Linked DNA regions of Mus musculus: region 1 is linked to region 2. A link is a loop called in an ENCODE intact Hi-C map of the cell type or tissue named here. Cell type or tissue: heart. All regions are shown on one strand. Links, peaks and the distances in the headings refer to the core of each region. The heading gives the core; the rest is flanking DNA. Region 1 has its middle 4.7 kb from the start of Wfdc11. Region 2 overlaps Snx21 (sorting nexin family member 21).

What was found. Peaks named below come from ENCODE experiments on the same cell type or tissue, not always from the same donor. Only the 100,000 strongest peaks of a DNase experiment are listed, where the experiment ranks them.
Region 1: a loop joins it to region 2, with 7 times the contacts of the local background. A loop is called at or near these places in 11 of 42 quality-filtered maps.

The regions. Positions count from the first base shown.
Region 1 is chr2:164,676,569-164,680,957 of GRCm38, forward strand. No RefSeq gene overlaps it. Among named protein-coding and RNA genes, the nearest start is that of Wfdc11, 4.7 kb to the left of the region's middle. In heart, for the core only: a CTCF peak has its summit at 2,679 (motif pointing right); a DNase peak (open chromatin) is centred at 2,733; H3K4me3 peaks cover 646 bases; H3K27me3 peaks cover 496 bases.
Region 2 is chr2:164,792,528-164,796,916 of GRCm38, forward strand. It overlaps Snx21 (sorting nexin family member 21), which reads left to right. Exons shown (of 3, transcript NM_133924.3): 3 at 1-243. Acot8 (acyl-CoA thioesterase 8) reads right to left here. Exons shown (of 6, transcript NM_133240.2): 4 at 3,125-3,282; 5 at 2,458-2,652; 6 at 241-483. The coding sequence ends at 365. Among named protein-coding and RNA genes, the nearest start is that of Snx21, 8.7 kb to the left of the region's middle. In heart, for the core only: CTCF peaks have their summits at 855 (motif pointing right) and 1,983 (motif pointing left); DNase peaks (open chromatin) are centred at 984, 1,954 and 2,574; H3K27ac peaks cover 1,441 bases.

The DNA of each region.
Region 1 (4,389 bases), core at 300-4,299, 120 kb before region 2:
ACTGGGATTATAGGTGTGTGTCACCAAATAAAGCTTTCTCTGAATATCTCTTAAATCTTATTTATTTGTTTATTTTATGTGTCTGGGTGTTTTGCCTATATGTATGTTAGTGCCTGGTTTGCATGCCTGATGACTGTAGAGACCAAAAGAGGGCATCCCCTAGGGCTGGAGTTGCATATGATTGTGAGCCACCATATGGGAGCTGAGAATCAAACAAGGATTCCCTGGGAGAGAACCAGTGCTCCGCACCACTGAGACATCTCTCCAGCCTGCCTCTGCTCTCTGCACATCTTAACAGGGCTTATGGCGTCATTCTTTACACTCTGACCATGGCTCCCGGCAGGGTCAGTATTGTCAAGTGTTTGCCCTCTGTGGGCTGCTTCTCTACCCCGCTGCTTCGTTTGCTGGACAGAAGCTTTTGAATTTGCCCGTCTAGATACTTTGTTGCGTTTGTTGGGACCCAGCAAAAGAAACTTGGTCTAAGTACTACCATTTCGTTTTCAGACTGGATTCCAAGGGAGAAACTAAATTCAAGGTCCCAGGCCCTAGGGGAGCAGGAGACGTCCCACAGCTGAACAGCGTCTGTTGTAAACAGTTGTAGGAGTCCAGATGTCCCAAGGACAACTTCTCCATCTTGCTGACAGGGTCAATCAAGTTCATGTTCCCAGGCCTAGGAACAAACGCCTATCTCACTTCTCCAATGTTTTCTTAATTGTCTGTTAACCGATAAGGAGTACAGAAGTTACTGTTATCTAAACCAAGGTGCATAAATTGTAAAAATACATAACCATTGCCCGCTATGCCCTAATTAACTACATGCAGCTGACTGGCTCCTTTATCCCTATATGACCCTGAGCTCTAGACCTAATGTCTAGGAGAATGAATTAATGACCTTGAAGCCAGGTGCCCTGGATATCGCCCAGTCTCCAACGGGTACTCCCTTGCTGATCCCATGATGTCAAAATACAATTGGGTAACACTGCAGCTCCCCCGAGTTCCTCCCTCGATTTGTGTTCCCATCCTTTAAAAATGTTGTACAACCTCCCTTCAGATCCCAAACTGGCCACCGCCTCCCTGAACACTTAGAAAACAAAGCTTTCGTTTTGGGGTTTTCCCCCATAATTTTAGGATATAGTTTTATTTATCTATTCATTCACATCCCATCCCCTTCCTTCTCTCCGTCCAGTTTGACCCTCACACATCCCTTCTGCACTACCCCCTCGGTTCCTCCCCAGAGAAGGGGAAGCCCCAACATGGGTGCCAACTCTCCCCGGCTCATCAAGTCGCAGCAGGACTAAGGGCATCCTCTCCCACTGAAGCCAGACAAGGCAGCACAGCTAGGGGGGCAGGGGGTCCAAGGACAAGCAATAGAGTCAGACACAGTCGGCTTTTCAATTTTTAGGGGACTCATATGCAGACAAGCGGCACATCTTTTACAAATGTGTGTGGGTGTCAGAGGTCCATCCCCTGCACTGTAACTTAGCTTATTTGGGTCTGTGGGTTATCCTGGACTTTATGTCTGATATCCACTTATCAGTGAGTGCATAACATGTGTGGCTTTCTGGGTCTGGGTTACCTCACTCAGGTATATGTAGGATGTTTCCAGTTTCTGACTATTACGAGAACAATATGACACATACCCAGATCAATGTCAGGATGCTGTCTGTTTTCTTCTAGGAAGTTTGTAATGCCAGGCAGTGGTGGTGCTCACCTTTAATCCCAGCACTCGGGAGGCAGAGGCAGGGGGATCTCTGTGAATTCTAGGCCAGCCTGGTCTTCATAATGAGTTCCAGGACTACACAGGGAAAACTCCATCTCAAAAGTTAACAAATAAACAAAAAGACAGGAAGTTTGCGTTTATATTACCCAGAACCTGCCAATCATTGTGCATTGATCCTTGCCTGAATGATGATATAAGAGTCCTTTCTGTTTGGAGATGTTCTGTTTGCACACACCAATTTTTGGAGATACTTTCCTCCATGTGTGTTCTTAGACAAGAGAGCCCCACTCGCCTGGGGTGATGGACAGGTGCTAACATCACAGAAACACTGTCAAACACTGTCACTATCACTATAAATGTCAACGACAACTTTTCACGGAAAGCCAAGTGGCTAGGGACGGAATGTTTGGACTCCATAATTGAGAGCCGCTTAGACTCCTGGCGTTGGCTTCCACTGCCAATTAAGCATCCACCTGGACCGGCTTTGATCAGCGCCAACCGTTTTAAGCACTGTGCACACCTTAGGAAAGCCGTACAATAACCGTAGCTGATTGCTGTCTTAGTACAGCTCCCGCTCCGGAAACTGTCACCCAGACAGAACTCCGTGAAAGAGTTTTTATGCTGAAATTCCTCTGTAACGGTTTCCACGTAGGCCAAGGGAAGGGAGCTGGTCCCGGTGGCCTATCAGGGCAATGCCAATGAACAGTGCCAAAATTGTAAACACATCTTCATAGTCACAAGACCTGCTGTGAGAAAGCATCTTTTTCAGGGTGTTTACACAGGCTTAAACTCCATGTGCTGTCTTCCTGTGCTGTTCCCTCGGGCGTTGCAACACTAGACCCAGTTAGGCTAATCTTCAGTGTCTTTTAAATTTTTAACTAATTAATTTTATGTGTCTGGATTTTCGTCTGCACAGGTGTCTTTGTATCACGTGCATGCAGTGCCTTTGCAGGCCAGAAGAGGGCATCAGATTCCTTAGAGCTGGAGTTATGGGCGTGAGCAGCCACGGTGGGGGAGGGGGGTGTACGGGGACACCAAAGCCCCGCCCTTTTGTGAGAACAGCTGGTGCTCTTGACCACTGAGCCATCTCTTGAGCCCCTAGTGGCCTTTTCTCGCCTTTTCTCATTTACTTTGATACCTTCTATCAGAGCAGACCAAGCTGACATAGAAGTTACAGACGCGGCAGCACCACAAAAGTGTGGGGCTGACTAGAGGCAGGGGCAGCGGAGCTGTAATGGCAGCTACAGCAGAAGCCAGCAGCTGGGTGATAGCAGAGCCCCATGGTGTGCCACAGTGACAGTCACGAGTAATTCACAACTTCCTGTAACTCCAGCTCTGGGTAGCCTGGCCCCCACACTGACAGATAAACCTACATAAATAAGTAAATAAATAAATAAATAAACCAAATAAATAAAACCTCGTTGTGTGTAGTTATCCTGAATTAGCTGTATCATCCTTAAATTTCTGTGTATATTTAATTAGAAGAATCTTTTCCCCACTTTTTTAATCACCTCTGTTTTCTGTCTTCTGCCGTCCTTTCTTATCCATTTAAACATTTATGGTGTCACTATTTGAAAAGAAACGCATGATTTTTCATGTGTCTGAGACTATTATTGTCCTGAGTCACTTATGAACAATTTTTTTACATGTAGTTCCTTGATCAAAGTAGCAAAATGTTGTAGTTTGCACGTAGATTGTTCCCCAAGGGCTCCTGTGTTCCAACACTTGGCCCCAGGCTGGCGGTGCTGTTTGAAAGGCTGTGTAAACTCAGAAGGCAGTTCCTCTTAGAGGACGTGGGTCAAAGGTGCCCAGCCTTGAGGCCTCATTGCCCCATCCCACTTCCTTTTCACACTCTACTTCCTGTGCCCAGATGGATGTGACACCTGGCCTTCTATTCATGTCACCCATGCCTTCTCCACACTCTACCATCTGCTCCTCACTGTGGTGGATTGAGCCCCTTGAACTAAAAGTCAGAATGAAACCCTTCCTCCCTCAAATTGCTCCTTGCCAAGTGTCTGGACATAGCAAGATGAAGAATAACTATAAACAGAAGTATTACATTCATAGATTAAAAAAAACAAGTCAATGTTTCATATGTAACATCTGTATGGAGAGAGAACATAATGTAAAAAAAGTCATTTAATTTTTCAAACAATACATTTAACTCAACAAATTATGTCTCCGTCCTCAAATCCTGAGGATACTGAGGTAAAAATGAGAATTACCACATGGAAACACCAAGATGCTCTGTCAATACACATTTGGGTAGCAAAGTCATGTTCATAGGCTTTGTCCTCAGGAAGCTGTGAGGTTGAATCTTGACTCTAAAATCCACCAGCTTTGCAACACTAGGAAGGTTCTAGTAGTTCTGTAGACTTAGTTTGTGTGTATTTTCTCATCACTTTAACTGTAAAGGTAGAAATAGGTCAGGCCTTCCACAATGTCTGCGCGCAGCAGATGCATGGTCTGTCTGTATGTCTGTCTGTCTGTCTGTGTCTCCTCGATCCTGTTTTCCAGCCAAATTTTAGCATTTTAGCAACCTGGTGGTTCAGAACAGTCCTTTTACCATTTAGTTTATGTTGAGTGTTAATTTCCATAACTGGGAGGATCATGAGTTAAAGGACTTGTCTGTTCATCTAAGTGAAGCCCTGGGCTCTGTGTAAATTGGG
Region 2 (4,389 bases), core at 217-4,216:
GACAGGACTCCGAGCAGGCTTTGGCTGGGGTTACCCTAGGATAACACCAGGAGGAAGTCTTGGCATGGGCTCTTCAGCCTACCACAGCTGGAGGCTGTGGCCAAGGTCAGAATCAGTATGTCTCTGTATCCATGGGCCTCTAAACCAGTGAAACAGTTTGGTGAAGGGCTGGGGACTGCGACTGTAGTCCTGGAAGTCAGAGGCACGGGGAGGGCTGTAGTTCTATTAAAGGTCAGCTACTCCAGTGTTAGCAATCTCTTTATTGTATGTAAGAGGCAGGAAGCCCAGCTCTCAACTGTGACTCCTGCCTCAGAAATGGCAGTGCAAAGTCCTTTTAGCCCCAGGCCGAGCCAGGCATCTTTCACTATAGCTTACTCTCTGACACCTGAGGCTTCAATCGGATCACACCCTCCTGGGCACAGGTCACAGCAAGGACCCCATCCCGACGCCACAGCCGCCCATGCACCAGCCCTCGAGAGCCACCTGTAAGCAAGGAGAAGGTGAGATGGCCCCTGCTTCAGCACAAGCGTGCTTTGCCTGCAAAGGATCTGACACAGGGCAGAGCTGTCCCCATACAACCGCACACTGGAACATCATGATTCCAAAGTGCCAAGTGCCCCTGTGTGAGCCTATTATAGTCACCGGGGGTTGGAGGGATCCTCACACCCCAGCACCACTTGATGGTTTAAAAGCACTTTCACGTATCTGCTCACTTCTCAAAAAGATCAGAGGGGCTCTGACAAGTCTCCAAAGGCTTGGCCAAGCAGACTGCCACATCTCTGGCCACCTGTCAGAATCCCATTCTTTCCTTTCTGACACACAAAGCCAAGTCCTTCCAGCTGGTAATTCACCCACACCACCACAAGGGGGAGGGTGCACCTGAGAGGATCTAGAGCCCTCAAAGTGTGTGGCCTCCTTTCTCTATCTTTCCCTTGGTGGCTCTGAGCCTGGCCTAGTTATCCTCAGGAGGCTAGCTTCAGGTGACACAGCAGAGCCCACTGAGGTCTGCTTTAGCCACAGGGTGTGAGCGTCACTCCCTGTCCTGTTTTCCAGACAATGACACTAAAGTACAACCAGGCTCAGGAACTCGGCCCCGAGGATCAGGCCAAAGCTGACTGAGTGTCCTAACTTCAAGGTCACGAATCCTGCGCAGCGATGGTGTCTGTACTCGAGTAACCCTTTCCTGACCATAAGGAGCAGCTTAAGCTTCATCCATTTATAAAGCAAAGCTTTTCTTCCTTTGAAGTGTACTTTACTATAAAAGAAGCCAGGTTCTAACAGGAGACTTTGTGGAGTCTGGGTTTCTCTCTGTCCCCTACAAGGAGCATCTAGAAGTGGTGCCCCTACAGACCACAGTGCCCTGCCCCACTGTGCTAACTCACAGAATCACTCAGGGAGCTCCTTAGAAATACAGTTTATAGCCAGGTGGTGGCAGTGCACACATTTAATCTCAACACTCAAGATGCAGAGGCAGATGGATCCCTGTAAGTTCAAGGCCAGCCTGGTCTACAGAAGCAGGTTCCAAGCAAGCCAGAGCTACACAGAGAAAACCTATCTTGAAAAACCAAAACCGTGCTGGGAAGTGTTTAATCTCAGCACTTGGGAGGCAAGGGCAGGTGGATTTCTGAGCTCGAGGCCAGCCTAGTCTACAGAGTGAGTTCCAGGACAGCTAGGGCTATACAGAGAAACCCTATCTCAAAAAAAAAAAAAAAACAAAAAAAAAAAACAAAAAACAAAACAAAACAAAAAAAAAAAACAGAAAAAGCCAAAAGCCCAGTTTTCTGAGGCTGTAACTCAGTTAACAGGGTGCTTGCCTAGCATACAAGGGGCCTGGATTCGATCCCCGCAGTCACCTTCAGTTACAGAGTGAGCTCAAGGCTAACCTAAGATACATGTGACTCTAAAAAGACAAGGCACTTTGCTGGACCTGCTCCAGGACCTGCGGGGGCACAATGCAATCTGCTTAGAAACAGCTCCCTCTAGTGGCAGTCTGGTGGCTTCTGGGGTTTAGATGGTGCAGTCTAACATAAGCCTATTTATCCAGATGAAAAAACCGAGAAGCAGGATACAGTGGCTCCCAGCACTTGGGACGTGGAGCCAGGAGGAGCATGAATTCAAGGCTGGGCTCTACTCCATATAGAGCTCAGGACCAGCAAGGGTACATGAGACTCTGGTTGGTTTCAAAAATCAAAACCAAAAGAAGCTTCAAAACGGATTTGCCCAAGTTCACACAGGGGATCTAAAGTTGCCTGGCCACCTGTAATGGTCTCAGATAAAGTCAGTCGTTCCTGGATGTTCCTAAATTTTTGAGGACAGCACAAATACTAAGAGGGGCCACAGTGCAAGAAGCCTGTGCAGCAGCCCCAGGAAGTGGCGAGAGGCAGAGAGGCAGCATCATCTAAAAACCAAGCAGGTTCCCTCTCATCCTACAGACACGGACCCTGGGCCCACACTCACCAGCCCAGGGGCTCTCACACTCGTACAGCATCCAGTGGTCGGCTCGGAATGGGGCATGAAACCACATGGAGTGATCCAGTGACGCCATGAAGTTCACCTTATACTTGGACTGGTGGGGCAGCAGTGCTGTACCCAGGAAGGCGTAGTCAGAGATATAAGCAGCCACACAGCAATGCATCTTGATGTCACCTTCCCCTGCAACAGGTCCCAATCCCATCAGCCCTGGGCTCCTGGCTTTTCCAGCTCAGGACCTGCAGGGAGGTGGGGGAGAAAGGGGCTGCCATACACAAATGAGTCATTGTGCAAGGGCACCTGACCCAAGTAGGGGCTTTGTGTGTAAGGATAAGGAAGGACTAAGAGAGGACAGAGGTAAGTTAAATGTAAACCCGCTCTTCCCAAGTCTCTCGCCCCAGCCACTCTCTCTGGTCCTAGAACCAATTTGCACAAAGACATCCATTGTTAGCTGCTGACCTAGGTAAGAATTTCAGCATGGTAGCTTGCTTCTCCCCAGAAAGGTCCAACAATGGTTCTCATGTTAAAGGGTAAGGACTCTGGTAAGAGATTAGGAAACAGGCCAGAGAGTGGTATAGCCAAGCCACAGAGGGCAATGAGTGTGGCAAGGCCTAGACTCCTGAAGTGCATTCCTCCGAATTGTGGGTCATCTTACCAATGTAGCCCCGGGCACGCACCCAGAACATCTGTTTGGGCTCCAGTGCCTGCAGCTGGGTCAGGGTGGGTGGGTTCACCACCTTGATCTCAATAGGTACCTCCTGGGCAGCAACTCGGTTCAGCCCCACTCGATACTTCTTGTGAAGGTTAGGGTCCCTGGAAGTAAACACAGGAACAAGGATATCCAGGGAGGTGGGGCGTCTCTCTGCTGCCCCTCTGATCCACACCATTTGCCACGGGGGCTCTGCAAAGCCTCCTCATGGTGCTGACAAACAATATAGTCTATGAATCCCTTCCCCGTCCCTTCAGCCTTGGGAAGTTAGTCATCTCTCTGAGCCGATTTTTCCCTCCTGTAACATGACAGTAATAATGTGACCTGTCTCATAGCAAACAGACACAGCTAAGGCCTAGGCACTGATCCAAGCACTGCACACAACCACAACTCAAGCCCTGACACAACGTCATTTGGCAAGTGTGGTCAGCTGGTAAGAGGTGAGCACAGGAACCCAGGTGGCTTGCTCAGAGCATGGAGGGAGATCTGGTATCAGGCAGTTCATGTATCTAACCACTTCATCACTGGACATTCCAGAGACCTCCTGATGTGTCTGCATTCTCTATCTAAGCAGTCGGAAGCACTGTGCCGGGTGACACCACTTCCATGGAACCCTCAGTACTTAGTAGGCTCTGCCGCTCCCACCCACCAGTCTGGTGGACTGTTCATCTGTACTGTCCACAGTGGCAGCCACTAAGCCACATGAGACTAAGAACCTGCAATGTGGCTGCTGTACCCAGAGAACAAGATCAATGAAGAGTGTGGGATGAGGAGCCGGCCTAGCATGCACCAAGCCCTGGGGAATTTGATCCCTAGCACCACACACACAAAAGAACTGTTCGTTCTATTTCATAAGCTTAAGGCAGCCTATAGGGTCATTACTACCTTATTGAGGAGCACAGTCCTGAAGTCAGGCTCCTTTAGCAATGATACATTATTTTTATTTCTGCACACACGAAGCCTCACACACCCCTACATAGCTAAGTGCCATACACCTCTTACTGAATTCTCAAAGCAACCTTGAGGTGGGAGTTATGATTAGCTCAAGTCATAACCAAATGTATGGATTTAAGTGGGTGAGCATTGGCCCAAACTCACACAGCTATCAGGGACAGAGTCTAGACTTGAATCCTGGCCATTCAGTCTCCTGAACCCACACCCATCCCTCATGCCCTGCTGCTACCACCCCAGTATCCAACACAAGCAACATA